Regions from separate parts of the Homo sapiens genome. Here region 1 is linked to region 2. A link is a loop called in an ENCODE intact Hi-C map of the cell type or tissue named here. Cell type or tissue: CD14-positive monocyte. All regions are shown on one strand. Links, peaks and the distances in the headings refer to the core of each region. The heading gives the core; the rest is flanking DNA. Region 1 overlaps TRIM33 (tripartite motif containing 33). Region 2 has its middle 34 kb from the start of BCAS2.

The links. A loop is a pair of places that touch in the nucleus more often than their neighbours do. Peaks named below come from ENCODE experiments on the same cell type or tissue, not always from the same donor. Only the 100,000 strongest peaks of a DNase experiment are listed, where the experiment ranks them.
Region 1: a loop joins it to region 2, with 4 times the contacts of the local background. A loop is called at or near these places in 2 of 110 quality-filtered maps.

Annotation. Positions count from the first base shown.
Region 1 is chr1:114,477,259-114,489,178 of GRCh38, forward strand. The region is part of intron 1 of TRIM33 (tripartite motif containing 33); the gene reads right to left. Among named protein-coding and RNA genes, the nearest start is that of TRIM33, 28 kb to the right of the region's middle. RefSeq lists enhancers at 470-970, 5,576-5,645. In CD14-positive monocyte, for the core only: no CTCF peak of the experiment used is centred there; a DNase peak (open chromatin) is centred at 5,523; H3K4me3 peaks cover 685 bases; H3K27ac peaks cover 2,942 bases.
Region 2 is chr1:114,541,178-114,553,097 of GRCh38, forward strand. No RefSeq gene overlaps it. Among named protein-coding and RNA genes, the nearest start is that of BCAS2, 34 kb to the right of the region's middle. In CD14-positive monocyte, for the core only: no CTCF peak of the experiment used is centred there; a DNase peak (open chromatin) is centred at 7,244; H3K4me3 peaks cover 437 bases; H3K27ac peaks cover 589 bases.

The DNA.
Region 1 (11,920 bases), core at 2,199-10,198, 64 kb before region 2:
CACTAAAAAAGAGAAGCAAACAACCTAAATATGAAAGAATCATTTACCAAAATATTAAATAGCATTTAAAGCTAGCAAAACCTTAAAGGAAAAAAAAAAAACAAAAACACTTCTCTATTCAAGTCAGAAACCAGGCATGTCATTTACCAAAGAGGCAATATACAAAATTATTAATGGAACAGATTCTGGAGCCAGACTACACAGATTTAAATCTCAACCCCTTCAGAGCTGTTAATTCCTTAATCTTTGAGTCTTAGTTTCCCCTTTGCAAAACAGGGATAACAGTACCTACCTCAAAGGTTGTTGGGAAGACTACATGTTTATACATATAAAATGTGACACACACTAAGTGCTCACAAAATGTAAGCTATTATTACAAGTTACTATTCATCTCAAAGATTTTAGAGCATCACTGTGTAACAGAATTTTCTGCAATAATGGATACGTGCTGTATGTGCACTGTTCAATGCAGTACTCAATACAACACTGGCCACTGAGCACTTGCAAAATGGCTAGTGGAACCAACAAACTAAATTTTAAAATTTCATTTTAGATAACTAAAAATTAAATCACCACCAGTGACTAGTTGCTATGGTACAGGACACTGCAGTTCTAGAAAACACAGGATACCTGAGATGTCACTTATTTTTTAAGACTACTAAAATTTAAAAGATAAGTTTACAACAAAATGAAGGTACAAAAAAAATTAACAGCTGGACCACTTTCAATAATGGCACAAGGGAAAGCAAATCCTCTCTTCAAAGACAAAGTATAAAACTGTACAAAACTGTCACAAAGAAAAAAAGCAAACAACGAATTCAGACCACAGGGAATCAACTACTGTCATGCAAAATGAGACACACTTATTCTACAAAGACTGCTAAAGTTTCAGGTAAAAGCAATGAAAGGCACTGGCCCTCTTGCTTGAGGATGCTCCCATGGTCCCCATTTAGTCCTAAAGTCTGGTCTGAAAAATCAGTAGTTTTACTAGAATGGGGCTGACCATAAAAACAGCAGCTTTGCTGTCACACACGGTAGAATCAATTGGGGAGAGAGGTGAATGCGAAAACATGAGATTTGCCAGGTATAAATTAGTATCTGTCTGGAAAGAACAGGTTTTGCTATACCTGGGTTGGGGGTCACACAGCAAGCAGCAGATCAACCACATTAATACAAAGAAACTTGAAATGAGAGAGTCACGGAAGGGCTAAGATCAACTCTCTATACAGACATGGCTAATTGGGACACTGCACATACCAAAGGGAGACACAAGAAAGCCCTGAAAAAACTAAAGGCCAAGTGAGAATAAAAACAAAGATTTCAAAGCAACTATTATAAATATTTTAAAAGAATAAAAAGGAACCAGTGTTCAAATAATAAAATAATATGGCAAAGCCTCAACAAATAAGAAGTCTTAAGAGCGAACTATAAAAAGAAGCCACACAGATTAAAAGTACATGCAAAATAAAAAATTCACTACATATCTGGGCTTCAATAATACACTTCAGGCCAGGCGTGGTGGCTCACTCCTGTAATCCCAGCACTTTGGGAGGCCAAGGTAGGTGGATCGCCTGAGGTCAGGAGTTCGAGACCAGCCTGGCCAACATGTGAAACTCTGCCTCTACTAAAAACACAAAAAATTAGCCAGGCGTGGTTGTGGGCACCTGTAATTCCAGCTACTCCAGAGGCTGAGGCAGGAGAATTGCTGAAACCCAGGAGGCAGAGGTTTGCAGTGAGCCAAGGTTGCACCATTGCACTCCAGCCTGGGCAACAAGAGTGAAACTCTATCTCAAAAAACAAAAAAAGATCTGAGTGAACTTGTAGATGGATAAATTAAAATTTAATTTCAATCCAATCAAAAAAATCAGAGAGGAAAAAAGACTGACGAGAAAAGAACAGATCCTCAGAAACCAGTAGAACAATGTCAAGCTCCCAACATAAATGTAATAAAAGTCACAGGACATAAGAGCAAAGAAATAGAAAAAATGTTTGAAGAAATAATGGTGGAAAATGTCAAAACCTGATGAAACACATTAATCTGCAGATTCAAAAAGGGGAGAGAACCACAAACAAAATAAACACGAAATGAATCAAACCAAACACATCACAGTCAAACTGCTGAAAACCAGGAGAAAAATAATTCATCAAGGAAACCAATCCATCAACATCTGACTTTTCATTAAAAATATGGAGGCCAGGAAGCAATAAAATGACATATTCAAACTACAAATTATAAACCAAGAATTGTATATGCAACAAAAATATCCTTCAAAAATGAAGGCAAAATAAAAACAGCCACAGGTAAACAAAATTTGAGAGAAAGTCACACTTAGCATATTTGTACCACAAAAAATCTAAAGGAAGTCTGTCAGGATGACAGGAAATAAAACCAGACTATATAAATGTAACAATCATGACTATAACAATACAAAAGATAGAAATGGAGCTACAGTGGAACAAAGTTGCTATATTTTAACAAAATGAAGGTAGTATTGTCCTGAAGTGAATTGTGGTGTTAAAGATATATCATAATTAGCCGCCCCATCCAGCAGGGAGGTGGGGGGCAGCCCCCGCCCGGCCAGCTGCCCCGTCCGGGAGGGAGGAAGGGGGCGCCTCCACCCGGCCGCCGCCCCATCCGGAAGGTGGGGGCGCCTCTGCCCGGCCGCCCCTGCTGGGAAGTGAGGAGCCCCTCTGCCCGGCCGCCACCCCGTCTGGGAGGTGTACCCAACAGCTCATTGAGAACAGGCCATGATGATGATGGCGGTTTTGTGGAATAGAAAAGGGGGAAATGTGGGGAAAGATAGAGAAATCAGATCGTTGCTGTGTCTGTGTAGAAAGAAGTAGACATAGGAGACTCCATTTTTGTTCTGTACTAAGAAAGATTCTTCTGCCTTGGGATGCTGTTGATCTATGACCTTGCCCCCAACCCTGTGCTCTCTGAAACATGTGCTGTGTCCACTCAGGGTTAAATGGATTAAGGGCGGTGCAAGATGTGCTTTGTTAAACAGATGCTTGAAGGCAGTATGCTCCTTAAGAGTCATCACCACTCCCTGATCTCAAGTACCCAGGGACACAAACACTTCGGAAGGCCGCAGGGTCCTCTGCCTAGGAAAACCAGAGACCTTTGTTCACTTGTTTATCTGCTGACCTTCCTCCACTATTGTCCTATGACCCTGCCAAATCCCCCTCTGCGAGAAACACCCAAGAATGATCAATTTAAAAAAAAAAAAAAAAAAAGAAGTGAAAAGGCCCTGCCCCGCCTTAAAAAAAAAAAAAAAGAGAGATATCATAATTGCAAGAGTTAAAACTAAAACAAAAACTAAAAGAAAATTTTAAGGTACACTAAAAATATTGGTAAACATAGAAGTCTCAGTAAAGAAGGAAAAGAACAAAAATGACACACGGAAAACAACTAGCAAAATGGCATACCTAAATCCAACTATATCACTGAGTAAACACTCCAATGAAAAGAAGAGATTGTCAAACTGGATAAAAAGTAAAATCCAACTATATATCCTCTGAAAGAAACATTTTTAGATTCAAATACATAAATAGGGATAAAGTAAAAGGAGAGGAGAAGATAAAATCATGAATAAATAGGGATAAAGTAAAAGGAGAGGAGAAGATAAAATCATGAAAGCTGTTGCCATAAGACAGCTGGAGTAGTCACACTAACATCAGAAAAAAAAAGATTCTTGGAGTCCGGAGTTTGAGACCAGTCTGGCCAACATGGTGAAACCCTGTCTCTACTAAAAATACAAAAATTAGCCAGGTGTGGTGGCGCATGCCTGTAATCCCAGCTACTCGGGAGGCTGAGACAGGAGAATAGCTTGAACCCCAGGAGACGGAGGTTGCAATGAGCCAAGATCACGCCACTGCACTGCAGCCTGGGCAACAGAGTAAGACTCTGTCTCCAAAAAAGAAAGAAGAAAAAAAGATTCTCAAAGCATATTACTAAGTAAAATGAAGCATTTTATATGTTAAAGAATCAATACATCAGATACATGTAACAATTATAAATGTAAATGAACCAAACACAAAATTAAAACCATAGGCCAGATGTGGTGGCTCACGCCTGTAATCCTAGCACTTTGGGAAGCCAAGGTGGTGGATCACGAGGTCAGGGGTTCAAGACCAGCCTGGCCAAGATGGTGAAACCCCATCTCTACTAAAACTATAAAAATTAGTTGGGTGCGGTGGCACACGCCTATAATCCCAGCTACTCAGGAGGCTGAGCCAGGAGAATCGCCTGAATCTGGGTGGCAGAGGTTGCAGTGAGCTGAGATTGCGCCACTGCACTCCAGCCTGGGCAACAGAGTGAGACACTGTCCGAAAAAAAACCCAAGAAAAACAAAAAAAAAGAAAAAAAACTATATATATATGTGTGTGTGTGTGTGTGTGTGTATATATATGTGTGTATATATATATATATGTGTGTATATATATATTTTTTTATATTGGTTTTTTCCTCCCCATGGGATACAGCTGAAAGAGTGCTTAAACATTTATTTTTTCTTTTGAGATGGAGTCTCACTCTATCGCCCAGGCTGGAGGGCAGTGGCGTGATCGCACCTCACTGCAACCTCCGCCTACCCAGTTCAAGTGATTCTCCTGCCTCAGCCCCCTAGTAGCTGAGGTTACAGATGTGCGCCACCATGCCCAGCTAATATTTTTGTATTTTTAGTAGAGATGGGGTTTCACCATGTTGGCGCGGCTGGTCTTGAACTCCTGACTTCAGGTGATCTGCCCACCTCGGCCTCCCAAAGAGCTGGGATTACAGGCCATTAGTCCAACAAAACTTTCTGCCATGACAAAATGTTCTATATCTGCACTGTCTAATATGGCAGCCATCAGCCACACATGATTACTGAATACCTGAAATGTGACAACAGTGACTAAGGAAGTAAATCATCAATTTCATTTACGCTTAATTTTGTCACATATGGCCATTAGGTACCACATTTAACACCATGAACTTAGAGAGAAATGTATAGCTTCAAAGACATATATTAGAAAGGAAAAAAACATCTAAAAGCAATCATCTCAACATGCCCCTCATTAAGCTCGAAAAAGAAGACCAAATGAAAACATTACATAGGACGAAATAAAGATCAGAGTAGCTATGAATAGGGAAGAAAGGGGAACGAAACTCAAAGCTGGTTCTTTGAAAACAACTGATAAACAATTACCTAGATGGGAAAATGAGTGCAGGGAGGGAGATGGGGGGAGATAGAGAAGACAGATTGGTATTGATCTAAAAAGAAAAGAGAGCACATTGTGCCAAAACCAAAAATGAAATATAAGACTTAACAAGAGATCCTGCCAAAATGTTACTGATATGGTTTGGATTTGTGTCCCCACCCAAATCTCATGTTGAATTGTAATCTCCAATGTTGGAGGAGGGCCCCGGTGGGAGGTGATTGGATCACGGGGGCAGATTTCCCCTTTGCTGTTCTCATTATAGTAACTGAGTTCTCATGAGATCTGGTTGTTTGAAAGTCTGCAGCACTTCCCCCTTCACTCTCTCTTCCTCCTGTCAGCCGTATGAAGATGTGCTTAACTTCCCTTTCACTTTCTGCCATGATTGTTTCTTAAGGCCTCCCCAGAAGCAGAAGCCTGCACAGCAGGAAGAACCAGAGAAACCTCTTTTGTTTGTAAATTACCTAGTCTCAGGTATGTCTTTATAGCAGTGTCAGAATGGACTAATAGAACTATGAACCTCTTATGCCAAGTTAGACCACTAAAACAAAATGGGTCAAATTCTTTAAAAATACAAATTACCAGCTAGGTAATCCCAGCACTTTGGGAGGCTGAGATGGGAGGATCACTTGAGACCAGGTGTTCGAGACCAGCCTGGGTAACACAGTGGGACCCTGTCTCTACAAAAATAATTTTTTAATTAGCTAGGTGCGATGGTGCACACTTGTAGTCCCAGCTACTCAGGAAGCTGAGGCAAGAGGACTGCTTGAGCCTATGAGATGAAGGCTGCAGAGAGCTGCGATCACACCACTGCACCCCAGCCTGGGCTACAAAGCAAGACCCTGTCTTGAAAAAAAAAATTTTTACCAAACTGACTCAAGAAGACATAGAAAAACTCAATCTGAATACTAGATCAGTAATTTAAAATCTACAAAAAGGAAAGTCCAGACCCAGTTGGGTTTTTTTTTTTTCTTTTTGAGATGGAGTCTCTGTCTGTGGCCCAGGCTGGAGTGCAGTGGCATGATCTCACTGCAACCTCTGCCTCCTGGGTTCAAGTGATTCTCCTGCCTCAGCCTCCCGAGTAGCTGCAACTACAGGCACCCACCACCACGCTCAGCTAATTTTTTGTATTTTTAGTAGAGACGGGGTTTCGCCATGTTGCCCAGGCTGGTTTCAAACTCCTGAGCTCAGGCAATCCACCCGCCTCAGCCTCCCAAAGTGCTGGGATTACAGTGTGAGCCACCGTGCCCGGCCCCAGTTGGTTTTAATGGTGAATTCTCTCAAGGAAGAAATAATACAAACCTCAAACAAACTCTTTAGAAAATAGAGAAGAAAAAACATATTTCAAGAGGCCAATATCACCCTGTTACCAAAGACATAAGACAAAGACATCACAGATAAAATATTACTAGAAAACTACAGACTGAGGAGTAGAGGAGTATTAGAAGAGGAGATGAAAACGATGCCCAAATTTCTGGTTTAGGAAACCGGAACAATGAGATGACTGTTACAGTTTGTAAGTGGAGGTTTGGAAACTACAATTAGTTCAAGTTTAGAGACAGTAAATTTGAGACACATCTGGGTCACTCAAGAAAAGATGTTAAGCAGGCAGTTGTGCTAAATAAAAATGTACATAACTGAGTTTGCAAAAAGATGTTTTATTTTGAAATAATGGTCTGCCAGACAAAATTCAAGGAGCTCTTAAGAGCTTGTTAGTGTGTTGTTTCAAATTTTATAATAAAGATGAGATAGTCAGCATTTCATACTTTGGAAACTTACAGACTTAAATGAGTTATTTTATATTCTTTTATACTGTTTGAAACTCTAACCATGCCCACGTTTTACTTTTTCTAAATAATTTTTTAATTGAACTGGTAAAAAAATAAAAAAAACTTGGCTAACTAACCATCAAGACTCTGACCTGCAAATTGTTTCATTTGCAAGAATTATACTGGTCATCCTTTTCATCTTTAAAAATGTGTGTTTAGGCTGGGCATGGTGGCTCACACCTGTAATCCCAGTACTTTGGGAGGCTGAGGCGGGTGGATCACCTGAGGTCAGGAGTTCGAGACCAGCCTGGTCAACATGGTGAAACCCCATCTCTATTAAAAATACAAAAATTAGGCTGGGCATGGTAGCTCACTCCTGTAATCCTAGCACTTTGGGAGGCCGAGGCAGACAGATTGCCTGAGCTCAGGAGTTCGAAACCAGCCTGGGCAACACAGTGAAACCCTGTCTCTACTAAAAATAAAGAAAAATTAGCCAGGCATGGCAGTGTGCACCAGTAGTCCCAGTTACTCAGGAGGCTGAGGCAGGACAATTGCTTGATCCCAGGAGGTGGAGGTTGCAGTGAGCCCACATCGCACCACTGCACTCCAGCCTGGATGACAGAGTGAGACTACACCTCCAAAAATAAAAATAAGAAATACAAAAATGCACAAAAAAATAGCCAGGCGTGGTGGCACATGCCTGTAATCCCACCTACTCGGGAGGCTGAGACACGAAAATCACTTGAACCTGGGAGGCGGAGGTTGCAGTGAGCCGAGATCACACCACTGCACTCCCGCCTGGGAGACAGAGTGAGACTCTGTCTTTTAAAAAAAAAAAAAGTACGTGTTTATTAAAGTCTCCAAAACTCCAAACTCCCAAGAGCAGAGATAATCTAACACTGCCTTGCAGAGAATAGGAATTAAAAGCATGAATTTAGTGAGTCATGATTCCATAATCTCACGACTATAATCTGTAAAATGTTAGGACCAAAAGAACTCAGTATTTCCACTGCTGGGATCTTAAATAAAGGCGACTTTAATTGAAGCCCCCATTTTTTTTTTAAAACTAAAAATACTGAAAAAAAAAATCTCCTACTCCTCAATATCAGTAGGGAATAGCAGGAAGCTGAACTTCTACTCCCACCTGGCAATAATAAGGAATAAGGGGGTAAGAGACCAGGCAAATCATCACTTCTTATCCCTTTGCCTGGTATGATAAAATCCAAGTGGAAAGCTGAGACTCCACCCCTATTATGTAGCAATCCAGTGGAATGAGTTAGCCCTACATTTCCTCCCTCCCTGGTATCACAAGGGCTCAGTGGAACTGAACTTAAACCCTAAATCAGAGGTGACAAGGTGGTATGAGTTGGTACCCCACTTCATCAGGAAGGACCAAGGGAGAAATTGAACTTTCATCTCACCTATCTGCAACATGGCAGAGAAAGTCAGCACTCCACTTTTGCCAGGGTGGTGTCAGGAGGCCCAAGGGGAAGGTGAACATACACCCTACCTGGCCTTTATGTTATACCTCAGTAGAAAGACTGCTGGAAAAAAATGAAGATTAAATAGAATCGCAAGTCTCAGAATGTGATATCCAAAATATTTGCAATATACTCAAAAAATTATTTGTCAAACACCAGGAAAATCATAACTGACAAAAGACAATCAGTACATGCCCAAACCAAGATGATCAGATATCACATATTAGAAACATCTGACAAAGTCTTTAAGGGAACCATTATGAAAATGCTTCAAAAAGCAATATAAGCCAGGCACAGTGGCTCACACCTGTAATCCCAGCACTTTAGGAAGCTGAGGCAGGCAGATCACTTGAGGTCAGAAGTTCGAGACCAGCCTGGCCAACACGGTGAAACCCCCATCTCTACTAAAAATACAAAAACTAGCCAGGCATGGTGGCACACACCTGTAGTCCCAGCTATTTGGTAGGCTGAGGCAGGAGAATTGCTTGAACCCGGGAGGAAGAGGTTGCAATGAGCTGAGATCGCAACACTGAACCCCAGCCTGGGCGACAGAGTAAGACCTCATCTTAAAACGGCAATACGAATGTCCTTAAAACAAATGGAAAATAGAAAAGAAATGAAAGTTATAGAAAAAAAAGACCAATGGAAATTATAGGATTAAAAAATACACTTTGGAAATGGAGACGGGCAGATAACTTGAGGTCAGGAGGTCAAGACCAGCCTGACCAACATGGAGAAACTCCGTTTCTAACAAAAAATATACAAAAATTAGCCGGTGTCGTGGCACCAAGATCACACCACTGCACTCCAGCCTGGGCAACACAGTGGGACCCTATCTCAAAAAAAAAAAAAAAAAAAACCCAAAAACCAAAAATTTAAAACTCAATAAATGGGCTCAATAGACAAGAGAAGATAACAGGCAACAGAATAACTGACCTTCAGGCAAAATCAAGAGACCAAAAGAAAAGAAAAGAAAAACAGAACACAGTCTCAAGAACCTGTGGAACAATAAAAAACTAGCTAGCTAGCATTGCTGTCACCAGAGCTGCAGAGTTCCAGAAGGAGAGGAGTACATAAAATTTAAAAATTACTTGAACAGGCCGGGTGCAGTGGCTCACACCTGTAACCCAGCACTTTGGGAGGCCAAGGCAGGTGGATCACTTGAGGTCAGGAGTTTAAGACCAGCCTGGCCAAAATAGTGAAACCCTATCTCTACTAAAAATACAAAAATTAGCCAGGTATGGTGGCGTACGCTTGTAGTACCAGTTACTTGGGAGGCTGAAGCAGGCGAATCACTTGAACCCAGGAAATGGAGACTGCAGTGAGCCAAGATCACGCCATTGCACACCAGCCTGGGCAACAGAGCAAGACTCTGTCTCAAAAAAAAAAAAAAAATTACTTGAACAAATAATGACTGAAAATGTCCCAAATTTGACAAAATACATAAACCTACATATAAAAAAACTGAGTTAATGCCAAATAAGAAAAACCCAAATAAATCCACACCAAGATACATCATAAAAGTTCTGAAAGATAAAGAAAAAAATCTTGAAAGCAGACAATGACCACTTTACTTGCAGAGGAACATCTATTCAAATGACAGTGGATCTCTCATGTAAAACCATGCAGGCCAAAAAAAAAAAAAAAAAACAACCTGGCTCAACATCATTCAAAGGCTGAAAGAAAGTAACTCAGAAATGCAAATTCTATATTCAACAAATACCCTTCAGGAATGAAGGACAACTAAAGATATTCTCAGATGAAAAAATATATAAAAATTTGTCACTAATACCCCTAAAAGCATGTATGGTTAAAGAAAACTTGCCGTAACAGAAAAAAAAAATGTTAACAGAAGGAACCTTGAATCTTTGGAAAAGAACACTGGAATGATAAAAATGAGAGTAAATAGGCCGGGCGCGGTGGCTCACGCCTGTAATCCCAGCACTTTGGGAGGCCGAGGCGGGTGGATCATGAGGTCAGGAGATCGAGACCATCCTGGCTAACAAGGTGAAACCCCGTCTCTACTAAAAATACAAAAAATTAGCCGGGCGCGGTGGCGGGCGCCTGTAGTCCCAGCTACTCGGGAGGCTGAGGCAGGAGAATGGCGTGAACCCGGGAAGCGGAGCTTGCAATGAGCCGAGATTGCGCCACTGCAGTCCGCAGTCCGGCCTGGGCGACAGAGCGAGACTCCGTCTCAAAAAAAAAAAAAAAAAAAAAAAAAAATGAGAGTAAATATAATAGATTTCTTCTCATGGATTTCTTAAATCATGTGAGAGCTTATAAAAAAGATCATATATTATCTGGTCATCTATATAGACAGAAAATTAAAGATAATCATTTTAAAACTAGGAAGAGTAAAGGGACCTAACTAGAAGTAAAACGTCTATACTTCACTCCAAATGGTAAAATGTCAATACAAAGACTTTAAGTTACAAATAAACGTTGCGATATCTAAGACGCTATTCAAAGCACTCCAAAAACTATAAACTACACAAAACCACCATAAATAAAGACGGAATCTTAAAAAGAACTTTAGGTAACTCAAACGAAGTCAAGAGAAACAAAGGAAACAAACAGAAAACAATAACATATTTAAGCCATAACACATCAATAATTACCTTAAATATACCTACATACCTTAAATACTCCTAAACACATGAACTAAATAAAGACCAGAAGAGTGAATAAACTTAAACCATAATCTAACAGTAATGCTATCTATTAATACAAGAAGCTTCAAACACAATAATGTAAGTACATTAAAAGAAGATGGAGGCCAGGCACAGTGGCTCACACCTGTAATCCTAGCACTTTGAGAGGCTGAGGCGGGAGGACCGCTTCAGCCCAGAAGTTCAAGACCAGCCTGGGCAACAATACAAGACCCCATCTCTACAAAAAATTAAAAAATTAGCCAGGCGTGGTGGCATGCGGCTGCAGTCCCAGCTACTAGGAGTCTGAGGTGAAAGAACTGCTTCAGCCCAGGAGGTCAAGACTGCAGTGAGCTATGATCGCATCACTGCACTCCAACCTGGGCAACAGAGCAAGATCTGTCCTTTAAAAAACAAAAACCAAAAAAAATTCAAGGGATCCAGAAGAACCAAAACGATCTTGAAAAAGAACAACCCACCCCAGCAACATAGCAAGAACCCATCTCTACAAAAAATAAAAAAATTGCTGGGTGTGGTGTAGCCACACATCTGTAGTGGTGTGAGACACGCATCTGTAGTCTCAGCTGGGGAAGGTGAGGTGGGAGGATCACCTGAGCCCAGGAGGTGGAAGCTGCAGTAAGCCCTGAGTGCACCACTGCACTACAGCCTGGGTGACAGAGTGAGACCCTGTTTTTGTTGTTGTTTAATTTTGTTATTGGCATAAAGACAGACATACAGATCAATGGAATGAAATTAAGTCCAGGAAAACACCCTCACATTTACCCAGTCAACTAATTTTAGACAGGTTGCTAAGACAATTAAA
Region 2 (11,920 bases), core at 2,485-10,484:
GCAGGTGGATCACGAGGTCAGGAGTTCAAGACCAGCCTGGCCGACATGGTGAAACCCCATTTCTACTAAAACTACAAAAAATTAGCCGGACGTGGGTGGCAGGCACCTGTAATCCCAACTAGTCGGGAAACTGAGGCAGGGAATTGCTTGAACCTGGGACGTGGAGGTTGCGGTGAGCCGAGATCATGCCACTGCACTCCAGCCTGGGTGACAGACTGAGACTCTGTCTCAAAAAAATAAATAAATAAATAAATAAAAATAAATTAAAAAAAGGTGTTTGTCTCTAACCTTTATGTTTGAAGGACAGTTTGTCTGAATAAAAAGTCTTTCCATCAGTTTCTTTCCTTGAGTACAGTGAAGGTATTACTCTTCTGTGTTCTGGTATTCAGTTTCACTGTTGGGAAACCTATGCCAATCTGAATTTCTTTCCGTTTTAAAGGACTCATCTTAGGCCAGGTGTGGTGGCTCACGCCTGTAATCTCAGCACTTTGGCAGGCCAAGGCGGGCAGATCACTTGAGGTCAGGAGTTCGAGAACAGCCTGGCCAACATGGTGAAACACCATCTCTACCAAAAATATAAAAAATTAGCCACGTGTGGTGGTGCACACCTGTAATCCCAGGGAGGCTGAGGGGCACACCTATAATACTTGGGAGGCTGAGGCAGGAGAATCACCCTGATTCAAAATAATCCTGCCCCTGTTAACTCTATTTTAAAGACCTTTGTTAGGCAGCAACATGAATTGAAAAAAAAAAAAAAAAAAACAGGCCAGCTGTGATGGCTCATGCCTGTAATCCCAGCACTTTGGGAGGTCGAGGCAGGCAGATCACCTGAAGTCAGGAGTTCAAGACCAGCCTGGCCAACATTGAGAAACCTGTCTCTACTGAAAATACAAAAATTGGCTGGGCATGGTGGCATGTGCCTGTAATCCCAGCTACTTGGGAAACTGAGGTAGGAGGATCCCTTGACCCTGGGAGGCAGGGGTGGCAGTGAGCAGGACTGCATCACTGCACTCCAGCCTGGGCAACAGAGTGAGACTCTATCTCCAAAAGAAAAAAAAAACTGTGTTTAAAGTCTTTGTTTTTCTTGGCACTAGTGTCTCTACTTATATTTTATCCCAAACACCTTTCTTTTGCAATCCAATTTCTTTATTATAAGTGTTTGGATTAACAGCATCTTACTAATACATATATTATTTATTATTATATAATTATATAGTTCAATGTTTGAAATCTCTTTGTGAATTTAGAAAATACAATCTACCACCATGATAAAAGAATCATCATAGTCCTTTAAAACTGTATGTAGATTTAAATATATATATATATATATATATATATATATATATAAATAAATTTTTTTTCTTGAGATGGAGTCTCATTCTGTGGCCCAGACTGGAGTGCAGTGGTGCAATCTCCACTCACTGCAACCACACCCAGCCTAGATTTATATTTTTATAATGTTGTCTAGGTTCTGAAAAATCAGCTTGTAAAAGCCACAGCATTTATAGATTACAGTATATTTAAGTTACAATTTCATTTCACATTAGATGTAGATATTCTTTATAAGTAGTCTCAATATATTTATAAGTAGTTTCCAGACTTTTTTTTTGAAGTAACTTCCAGAGGTTTTTATCCCTTCATAAAACATTCATCCTTGCACGGATTAAATACATGCTCTTTTATTATTTGGGGCAACTACACTGCCAGTGACAGTGTAATTGTCACTAGAATAGAAAAAAAGAAAAACAATTACATTTTCTTCTGAATAACTTGATGGAAAGGGTCCAAGAAGATTCCCCTGGGTGCAATATTGTTTTTCCAAAATGTAAGTAGGGCACCAAATAATGGGTATCCTCCAGAACCTTTGTTTAGCCAAGACTAGTAACACCTTTTTATTTGTAGTAACACATTTTTAGCTGCCCAAGTTTGTTAGTGAATTGCTCTTGCCAAAGTAATCAGCAGGAATTTTCTGCTTAGAGCAGCACTGTCCGATAGAATATGATGTGCACTACATCTATAGTTTAAAATTTTCTAGTTGCCACATATAAAAAGTTTTTAAAGAGGTGAGATCACGCTGGGTGCGGTGGCTCACGCCTGTAATCCTAGCAGTTTGGGAGGCTGAGGCAGGCAGATCACTTGAGGTCAGGAGTTCGAGACCAGCCTGGCCAAAATGGCGAAACCCCATCTCTACTAAAATACAAAAATTAGCCAGGTGTGGTGGTGGGCACCTGTAATCCCAGCTACTTGGAAGGCTGAGGCACAAGAATCGCTTGAACCTGGGAGGCAGATGCTGCAGTGAGCTGAGATCATGCCATTGGACTCCAGCCTGGGTGAGAGAGTGAGACTCCATCTTGATTAAAAAAAAAAAAAGGTGAGATCAATTAATTAATTGTAATTATGTATTTTGTTCAATTGGGTATATTCAATTCAATATACCCAAAATATCATTCTGCTATGTAATTAATATAAAAATGTATTAATGAGGTATTTTACATTCCTTTTTTGTACTAAGCCTTCAAAATCCAATGTGTATTACAGTTGCACCACATCTCAATTCATACTAGCCATATTTCAAATATTCAGTAGCCACATAGGATTAGTGGCCACCAGGATGGACAGTAGAGACTTAATTAGCTTCTGCATTACCTTAGCCCACAACGAAGACACCACTCCTAAAAGGTCTGGATTGTCTCCCAGAGTGAGAAGCTGAAAATACCTTGACTTCTCAAATTCAATTTGCCTTGGAATAGAGTACAGAGAGTACAGTATGCTTTCCCATTAAAGGGTTCAGCATTCAAAAAATTCTTTTTTTTTTTTTTTTTTTTTTTTGAGACAGAGTCTCACTCTGTCGCCCAGGCTGGAGTGCAGTGGTGCGATCTCAGCTCACCACAGTCTCCATCTCCCGGGTTCAAGCGATTCTCCTGCCTCAGCCTCCTGAGTAGCTGGGATTACAGGTGACCGCCACCACACATGGCTAATTTTTTTGTATTTTTAGTAGAGATGAGGTTTCACCATGGTGGCCAGGCTGGTTTCAAACTCCTGACCTCAAGTGATCCGCCTACCTCGGCCTCCCAAAGTGCTAGGATTACAGACATGAGCCACCATACCCGACCCAGAAAATTTATTTCCTTCTTCCCTTCTTTCTCTCTTTCTCTCTCTCTGCCTCTCTCTCTCTCCCTCTCTCTTTCTCTCTTTCTTTCTTGAGACAGGGTCTCCTTATGTTGTCCAGGCTGGTCTTGAACTCCTGGGATCAAGTGATTCTTCCAACTCGGCCTCTCAAAGTGCTGGGATTACAGGCACGAGCCACCATGCCTGACCCCAAAATTTTTTCTTAGACTTTATTTTTTAGAGCAGTTTTAGGTTTACCGAGGAATTGAGTGGAAAGTACAGAGAGTTTCCATATGCCCCTTACCCCTAAATATGAACAGCATCCCCCTCTATCGCCATGCCACACCAGAGTGGTATATTTGTGAAAATCAGTGAACCTACACTGACTCCTTATTATCACCTAAAGTCAAAAGTTTACATTAGAGTTCACTTTGGTGTACATTTCATGGGTTTTTACAAATGTATAAGGACATGTGTCCACCATGATAGTATTGTACAGAATGGTTTCACTGCTCTAAAAATCCTCTGTTCTGTACCTATTCATCTCTTCCTCCTCTCAAACCCTGGAAATTGCTAATTTTTTACTGTCTTCATAGTTCTTCCTTTTCCAGAATGTCATATAGTTGGAATCATATGGTACAATATGTATAGAGCCTTTACAGGTTGTTTTTTTCACTTAGTAATAGATATTTAAGTTTCCTCCATGTCTTTTTAGAACATGGTAACTCATTTCTCTTTAGCATGGAATAATGTTCCATTTTTTGGATATATCAGAGTTAATTTATCCATTCACCTGTTGAAGTACAGCTTGGTTGCTTTAAAGTTCTGTCAATCATAATTAAAGCTGCTATAAACATCTGTATGCAGGTTTCTGTAAGGATGTAAGTTTTCAACTTATTTAGGTAAATACCAAGGAGTACAATTGCTGGATGCTATTATAAGAGTAGGTTTAGTTTTGTAAGAAACTGTCTTCCACAGTGGCTGTACCATTTTGCATTCCTTCCATCAATGAATGAGAATTTCTTTTGCTCCATATCCTCATCAGCATTTGAGCTTCTAGATCCTAAATAGAAAAAGATGAGAGTTTATAAAAGTTTTGAGTGAAAAAATACCCTATAAAACCTATTATTTGATTAAAATTCTCCAGGCAAAGATCACATTAAGGAGGTGGTTTCATACCTATTATTAAAACTCCTTAGTGCTTTAACGTGCCTCAGGGCAAATTCAGATCAAAGGTATAATGCCAGTAAAACCTGTCATTTGAATAAAGCCTTCAGAGCAGAGATCAGATTAAAGGTGAGACCTTTCTATCTCTTATTCTGATAAAGGTACCCTCCATTAAACTGAAAAGCCTACTAAAATCCCTCCCCAATATTCATTTGAAAAAATAAAAAACCTACAGAAAAGTTGTAATGGTACAATAAATATCCATATACCCTTGACCTAAATCCTTGAATTGTTCACAGTTTGACACGTTTTCTTTCTCTCTCTGTCAACCCATGTGCATGCATAAACACACACTCACACATTTTTGCTCAAGCATTTAGAAGTTAGCTGTAGACAATATGGTGCTTCACCTGAAAAACTTTAGCACACTTCCAATAATAAGGATGTTACCTTATATAAACACTATGTAGTAAAGAATTTGGCTTTGCCCAAGTAGAAGTTCTGGCCTTTGCCCTAGGCTTCATGGATGTAATCTCTGGGTACTTGGAATGTTATGCCTGACGGGACAGTCTTTGTCAGGGCACCTTGTGTCAGACTGGATATTCTAACAATGTGATTTAGGGCTGGGGCTGGCCAAACCAGAAAGACTCACATGTTATTTAGGGTGAAGGCGCTTTGGTTTTTAGGGTTTTTTTTCTTTTTTTCCTTATATTTTTATTTTTTCTCTAGGCCATGTTCTCATCGGAAGGGTGGGGGCTCTGGTTGATGTAGTATCAGTTGACCTGGAGTTTGAGATCAACCACATGGACAATTAGTCAATCATGCCTATGTAATGAAGTCCCAGTAAAACTCTCAACACTTAGGCCTGGGTGAGCTTCCCTGGTTAGGAATACTTGGGCATATTGTACACATCAACATTGGAAGACAGTTTCAGCAAGAAAAAAAAAAGACATGCATAGATAGGAAGATAGATAAATAATAGGTAGGTGATAGGTAATATATATAAATATATATATATATAGAGAAAGAGACATTGCAAACGTAGCACAATACTAGCAATTGGATGAATCTCGGTGAAAAGTACGTGGGTGTTCATTCTCTTATTCATTCGCGGAGTAATGTGTTCTGACTCTATGAAGAGAGGACGAGGGAAGCTCCACATTTGGTACGTCCCTGACTTGGCCCTATGCGCTTCTTCCCTTAGCTAAATTTAATCTGTATGTTTTTCCTGTATAAACTATTACCATGAATATAGTAGTTTTCAGTGAGTTCTGTGAGTCCTTGTAGAGGATTATCAACCTGAGGATGGTTTGGGGAACTCCCAGACTTGCAGTTGGTGTCAGAAGTAAGAGTGGTCTTTTATAGCTACTATTCCCCCTGACTTCCTAGTTGGCTAGGAATTGATGCAAACACAATATAATTTCACATTCTGATAATTTAACATTGATACAATACTATATATAATACATATTATTATTTATTTATTTTGAGAGACAAGGTCTTGCTATTTTGCCTAGGCTGGTCTCAAACTCCTGGCCTCCCACCTAGGCCTCCCAAAGTGCTGGGATTACAGGAATGAGACACTGTTCCTGGCCATCTAATACATATTCTTTATTCAACTTTTACAGAGGGAGCACAAAAAATTTTCTAGAAAACCCTGTGCATGTAGATGGGGCCTGTCAACTCTGCCCTTCACTGTAGAGTAATCTAGCTGGTTCATTTCAATGATGTCTTTAGATCTTTAGATCTTTTCTCTCGGCCAGACCAGATTTTGCCAGCAAAGACCCTTATAATCTCCTTCCAGAAGGAGGCTGCTAGCAGAGTGGGGAAAGAGGGCTGAGGGATTCTTCCTAAGTATATAAGCTCTCACTTAATCTTTCTTCTTTCAAGATTGAATCCTTGCCCTTGACAGTACTAGGTGTTCCCAGTCAAGCAATTCTCTATTTTCCCCCTTTTTGGAAAACATGCTTTCTGCCTTCTGTCTGCCCAGCCAGCTTGTATTGAAGATGGGGATTTGAGCCTTTCACTGCTTCTTTAAAGTTAAGGTAGAACAGGGTCTAACTCCTTCTTAAAGTTAAATTCGAAGAGCCATAAAGACATCTGGGGGACATTGAGACTGTACATTTAAATAATATTATTATATCTGTGTTTATTTTATTTATTTATTTATTTATTTATTTATTTATTTATTTATTTATTTTGAGACAGAGTCTCACTCTGTCACTCAGGCTGGAATGCAGTGGCACGATCTCGGCTCACTGCAGCCTCCGCCTTTGCTACTTGGGAGTTGAGGCAGGAGAATTGCTTGAATTCTCCTGCCTCAACCTCCAGAGTAGCTGGGACTACAGAAGCACGCTAATTTTTGTATTTTTAGTAGAGACAGGGCTTTGCCATGTTGGCCAGGTTGGTCTCGAACTCCTGACCTCAAATGATCAGCCTATGTTGGCCTCCCAAAGTGCTAGGATTACAGGCGTGAGCCACCGCACCTGGCCCAATTTCACTTTTTACCTCACAGTCACCCCCACTCCCAGAGGTCACTGGTGCTACCAAATCCTGGGTCCAGAAGGTTGTGTGGATAAACAAAACTGCTTTTTAACTTTCATATTTTGCTTTCTCACTGTTGGTTTAAGGTTTAGCTTCTTTGCATCTGTTGAATCAGTTACCCCTCTTCCATTTGCATTCCATCTTCTCCAATTTCTTGCTGTTGTCTCATCTCTCATTTTCTTTGTCTTTGTGGATTTATGCCTTGAAACAAAACAAAGAACAAAAAACTTTTACTAAATGTTGTAGTGTGATTTTGGGAGGTAGTAGAAATAAATGTAAACATTCACTTCACTTTCTTTAGCTTGAAGTTTTCCACCATTTTTTTATTTTTTATTTTTGGAGACAGAGTCTCGCTTTGTCGGCCAGGCTGGCGCAATCTCAGCTCACTGCAACTTGTGCGATGGCGATTGTGCAAATTGTGCGATGCAAATTGTGCGATGGCGCAATCTCAGCTCACTGCAACTTCCACTTCCTAGGTTCAAGTGATTCTCCTGCCTCAGCCTCCTGAGTAGCTGGGACTACAGGTGAGCACCAGCAGGCCTGGCTAATTTTTGTATTTTTAGTAGAGATGGGGTTTCACCATGTTAGTCAGGCTGTTCTTGAACTCCTGAGCTCAAGTGATTGTGCTGCCTTGGCCTCCCAAAGTGCTGGGATTATAGGCATGAGCCACTGCATCCAGCCTCTACTATATATATATATATATATATATATATTTTTTTTTTTTTTTTAATTTCAGTTAGTTTTCACAAACGACAGAGCTCCAAGGTCATAATGTATTTCAGCCTTGTCTCTGAGAGTAGCAAAAGTAGTTCACACATATTGAAACAAAGCTATTCACAGCAGTTTAAATTATTTTAAAAAAACTTTAATTTTGAACAATTTTAAACCTACAGAAAAGATGAAAGGATAGTATAATAAACACCCACATACTTTTCACTTGGATTTATCCAGTTGCTAGTATTGTGCTATATTTGTGTTATATATATATATATGCTTATCATCTATTATCTATCTTCCTATTTATGCATGTCTTTTTTTCTTGCTGAAACCATTGAAAGTAAGTCCTAAACATCATAACGCTTCATCCTTAAAACACTCCAGCACGTATCTTTGAAGACCACAATACCTTTATCTTACCCATGAAATAAAAAATTGATGCAATATTATGTAAATCTGTAATACCCAAGTGTGTCCCCAAAATGTCCTATTGCTGTTCTAACTTAATATTTTCCCCTTAGCTATGACTTGCTCACCTCCCTTCCTCCTTGGTTTTCTCGGTACTGCCAGGAAAGGTGGGGCCAGTGAGAGTCAGCGTACTTTGGCACCACTCTCATCCCCTCTCAATTCCACAGCCTCAGCGGTTACCCAGTTTCTGCTTGAGAAGTTGCTCAATCTAGTGTTAGTTGTGGCTTGAATGAGTCCTCAGTCTTTCTTCAAATCACTAGTTTTTTAACTCAGGTATTTTTATCCCAGATATCAGTGTCTACTGGTTTAAATTTCGTTCTTTTTTTTTTTTTGAGATGGAGTCTTGCTCTGTTGCCCAGGCTTGCTCTGTTGCCCAGGAGTGCAATGGCGTGATCTTGGCTCACTGCAACCTCCACCTCCTGGACTCAAGCAATTCTCCTGCCTCAGTCTCCCAAGTAACTGGGATTACAGGCAGGTGCCACCACTCCCAGCTAATAATTTCCTTCTCTTATAAGCTTAGTTAACTTGTTTAGAAAACCTTGGGAACCTGAAGAAAACCCCAGGAACCTGGGCTACTCTAGCAAAAACTGATAGAAGCACCCATAGATTATGTTTTTGGCCTCATCAAATGTTTATATGTTTTCAATTTACTGTGCCAAACCACTTGAAGTCAAGATGTGAGTGGACAGTGAATTGATACCTCTCTACTATAAAAAGTCACAACATTTTGGGGTTCCTGCTCTAAGGATGATCTGAGAACCATCCTAGAAATCTTGCAGCATTTATCTCTGCTTGCATTTCATAAAAATTCCCCCAAATTACTTTAGGAGCTAGGACTTTGAGCCAATTTCACTTCTGATACCAGTCTGTATAGATGTAAAAAAGTAATGATGGCCTGGGCATGGTGGCTCACCTGTAATCCTAGCACTTTGAAAGGCCAAGGCTGGCCAATCACTTTGAGCTCAGGAGTTGGAGAACAGCCTGGGCAACATGGCAAAACCCGGTCTCTACAAAAACTGAAAAAATGAGCCGGATGTGGTGGCTTGCACCTGTAGTCTCAGCTACTTGGGAGGCTGAGGCTGGAGGATCGCTTGAGCTGGGAAGTAGAAGTTGCAATGAGCCAAGATTGTCCCACTGCACTCCAGCCTGGGCGACAGAGCGAGACCATTTCTTAAAAAAAAAAAAAAAAAAGCAATGATGGTATGATTAACTAAAAGACACCAACAGAGCCAAGCCAACAATACAAGTTTCTTTAATGTAGGTAAACACACAAGAATTTTAACAGCTTGAAAACATAGAGGACACAGCCGCATACTCAGATAGAGAGGTCAGCTTCCCTGCTCTGCAGGTTCCCCCCTGAGGTCAGATGACTTTTGCTGAATTTACCTGATGAGGGTTGAGATACCATCAGATCTTTCAAGAAGCTCTCTTGCCATTCTCTTAGAGTTTTTTTTAAAGCCTTGGTTCCCCTCTAGCACTGGAAATGGTAGCTATGTGTCTGCCTGCTCACTAAGTGCAAGTAATTGGTGATAACTCCAGCCCATTGCTGAATGTGAACTTGAGAAAAGAAGGCTGATTTTTCAGGCGTACCATCCCTCTTAAAACCCTAAGTTTTAAGTTGGTCAGAGGATAACCTTTGCAATGTAGACACTAGAATTTGTTCAAAAAGGGTGAATAGGATCTTTTTTAAAAAATGTAATATATAAAAACCTTTTAAATTATTAGATTGTCTCATTTTAAATGTTTTCCCCATTTTGTGGTTTTTAAAAATTATGGTAAAATATACGTAACGTAAAATTTACCATTTTCTACATTTTTAGGTGTACAGTTCACTGGCATTAAATACATTCATATTGTTGTGCAACCATCAGCACCATCCATCCAAAGAACTTTCATCGTCTCTAATTAAAACTCTTCTCTACCTGTTAAACAACTCCTCATTTCCCATTTCCCCAGCCCCTGGCAACTCTCATTCCATTTTCTATCTCTATGAGTTTGTCTACCCTATGTACCTTACATAAATGCAAATAACCTCTTAGTTAACGTGAAAATTAGTAAAAAGAGATGTGACTATATAGAAAAAACATGTAATTGTGTTTTTATGTGCAAATGCGACGACAGTGTGTGTGTGTGTGTATATATATATATATGCTATTTTGCAACTTCCTTCACTTAGCAATATAGTATTGTTATTTGTTATCTAATGCTGCATAACAAATTGCTCCAAACCTTGGTGGCTTAAAACAACATTTATTATCTCACAGTTTCTATGGATCAGGAATCTGGATGTGGCTTTGTTGGGGCTCCTGTTTCAGGATCTCTCAAAAGGCTGCAAGTCAAAATGTTGCCCAGCAGGAGGATTGCTTGAGCCCAGGAATTTAAGGCTGCAGTGAACTATGATCACACCACTGCATTCCAGCTTGGGTGATAGAGTGAAAGCCCAGCTCAAAAAAAAAAAAAACAGGCCGGTGGCTCACGCCTGTAATTCCAACACTTTGGGGAGGCTGAGGTGGGCAGATCACTTGAGGCCAGGATTTCGAGACCACCCTGGCCAACATGGAGAAACCCTGTCTCTACTAAAAATACAAAAATTAGGCCAGGCACGGTAGCTTATGCCTGTAATCTCAGCACTTTGGGAGGCTGAGGTGGGTGGATCACTTGAGGTCAGGAGTTTGAGATCAGCCTGGCCAACATGGTGAAACCCCGTCTCTACTAAAAATACAAATATTAGCAGGACGTGGTGGCATACACCTGGAATCCCAGCTACTCGGGAGGCTGAGGCATGAGAATCACTTGAACCTGGGAGGTGGAGGTTGCAGTGAGCTGAGATCGCACCACTGCACTCCAGCCTGGGCGACAGAGCGGGACTCAGTCTCAAAAAAAATAAATAAATAAAATAAAAATAAAAATTAGCCAGGCATGGTGGCAGGTGCCTGTAATCCCAGCTATTCAGGAGGCTGAGGCAGGAGAATCGCTTGAAACCCAGGAGGCGTACATTGCAGTGAGCAGAGATTGTGCCACTTTACTCCAGCCTGGGTGACAGAGTGAAACTGTCTCAAAAAAAAAAAAAAAAAAAAGAAAAGAAAAGAAAAGGAAAGGAAAAGAAAAAGTGTCGCCTGGGACTGCAGTAGACTCAGGCTTGCTCATGTTGTTGGCAGAATTCACCTTCTCCCAGGCCATTGGACCACGGAGTGCAGTTTTGCTCTGGCTGTCTGCTGGAGGCCACCCTCAGTTCCTTGCCACATGGACTTCTCCATAGGGCAGTTCACAACATGGCAGCTTGCTTCATCAGAAGGAACACAAGAGTCAGAGAGTGAGAGTAGAGTGAAAGTCAGTCTCTTATCATCTAATCTCAGAAGTGACTCTCTATCACTTTTGCCATATTCTACTTGTTAGACGCAAGTCACTAGGTCCAGCCCACACACACAAAAGATGATACAACGGTGTTAATATCGGAGGCAGGAATTGGGAGCCACTGTAGAAACTGCCTACCACAAATATCTTTCTGTTACCAGCATATATCTCAACTTCATCCTTTTTTTTTTTTTTTTGGTAATAGTTACTCTTTTTTTTTTTTTTTTTTTTTTTTTGAGAGAGGGTCTCTGCAGTACAGCGGCACACTCACAGCTCACTGCAGCCCCAACCTGCCAGGCTTAAGTGATCCTCCTAGCTCAGCTTCCCAAGTAAGTGAGACTACCGGCACATGCCACCAGGCCTGGCTAATATTTCTATTTTTTGTAGAGACAGGATCTCGCCATGTTGCCCAGGCTGTTCTTGAACTCCTGGACTCAAGCAATCCACCTGCCTTGGCCTCCCATAGTATTGTGATTACAGGTGTGAGCAACTATGCCCAGCCTACTCTATTTTGAGATAAATGTCTGCAACTTAAAAAATTTGTATAAAGATGAATATACCT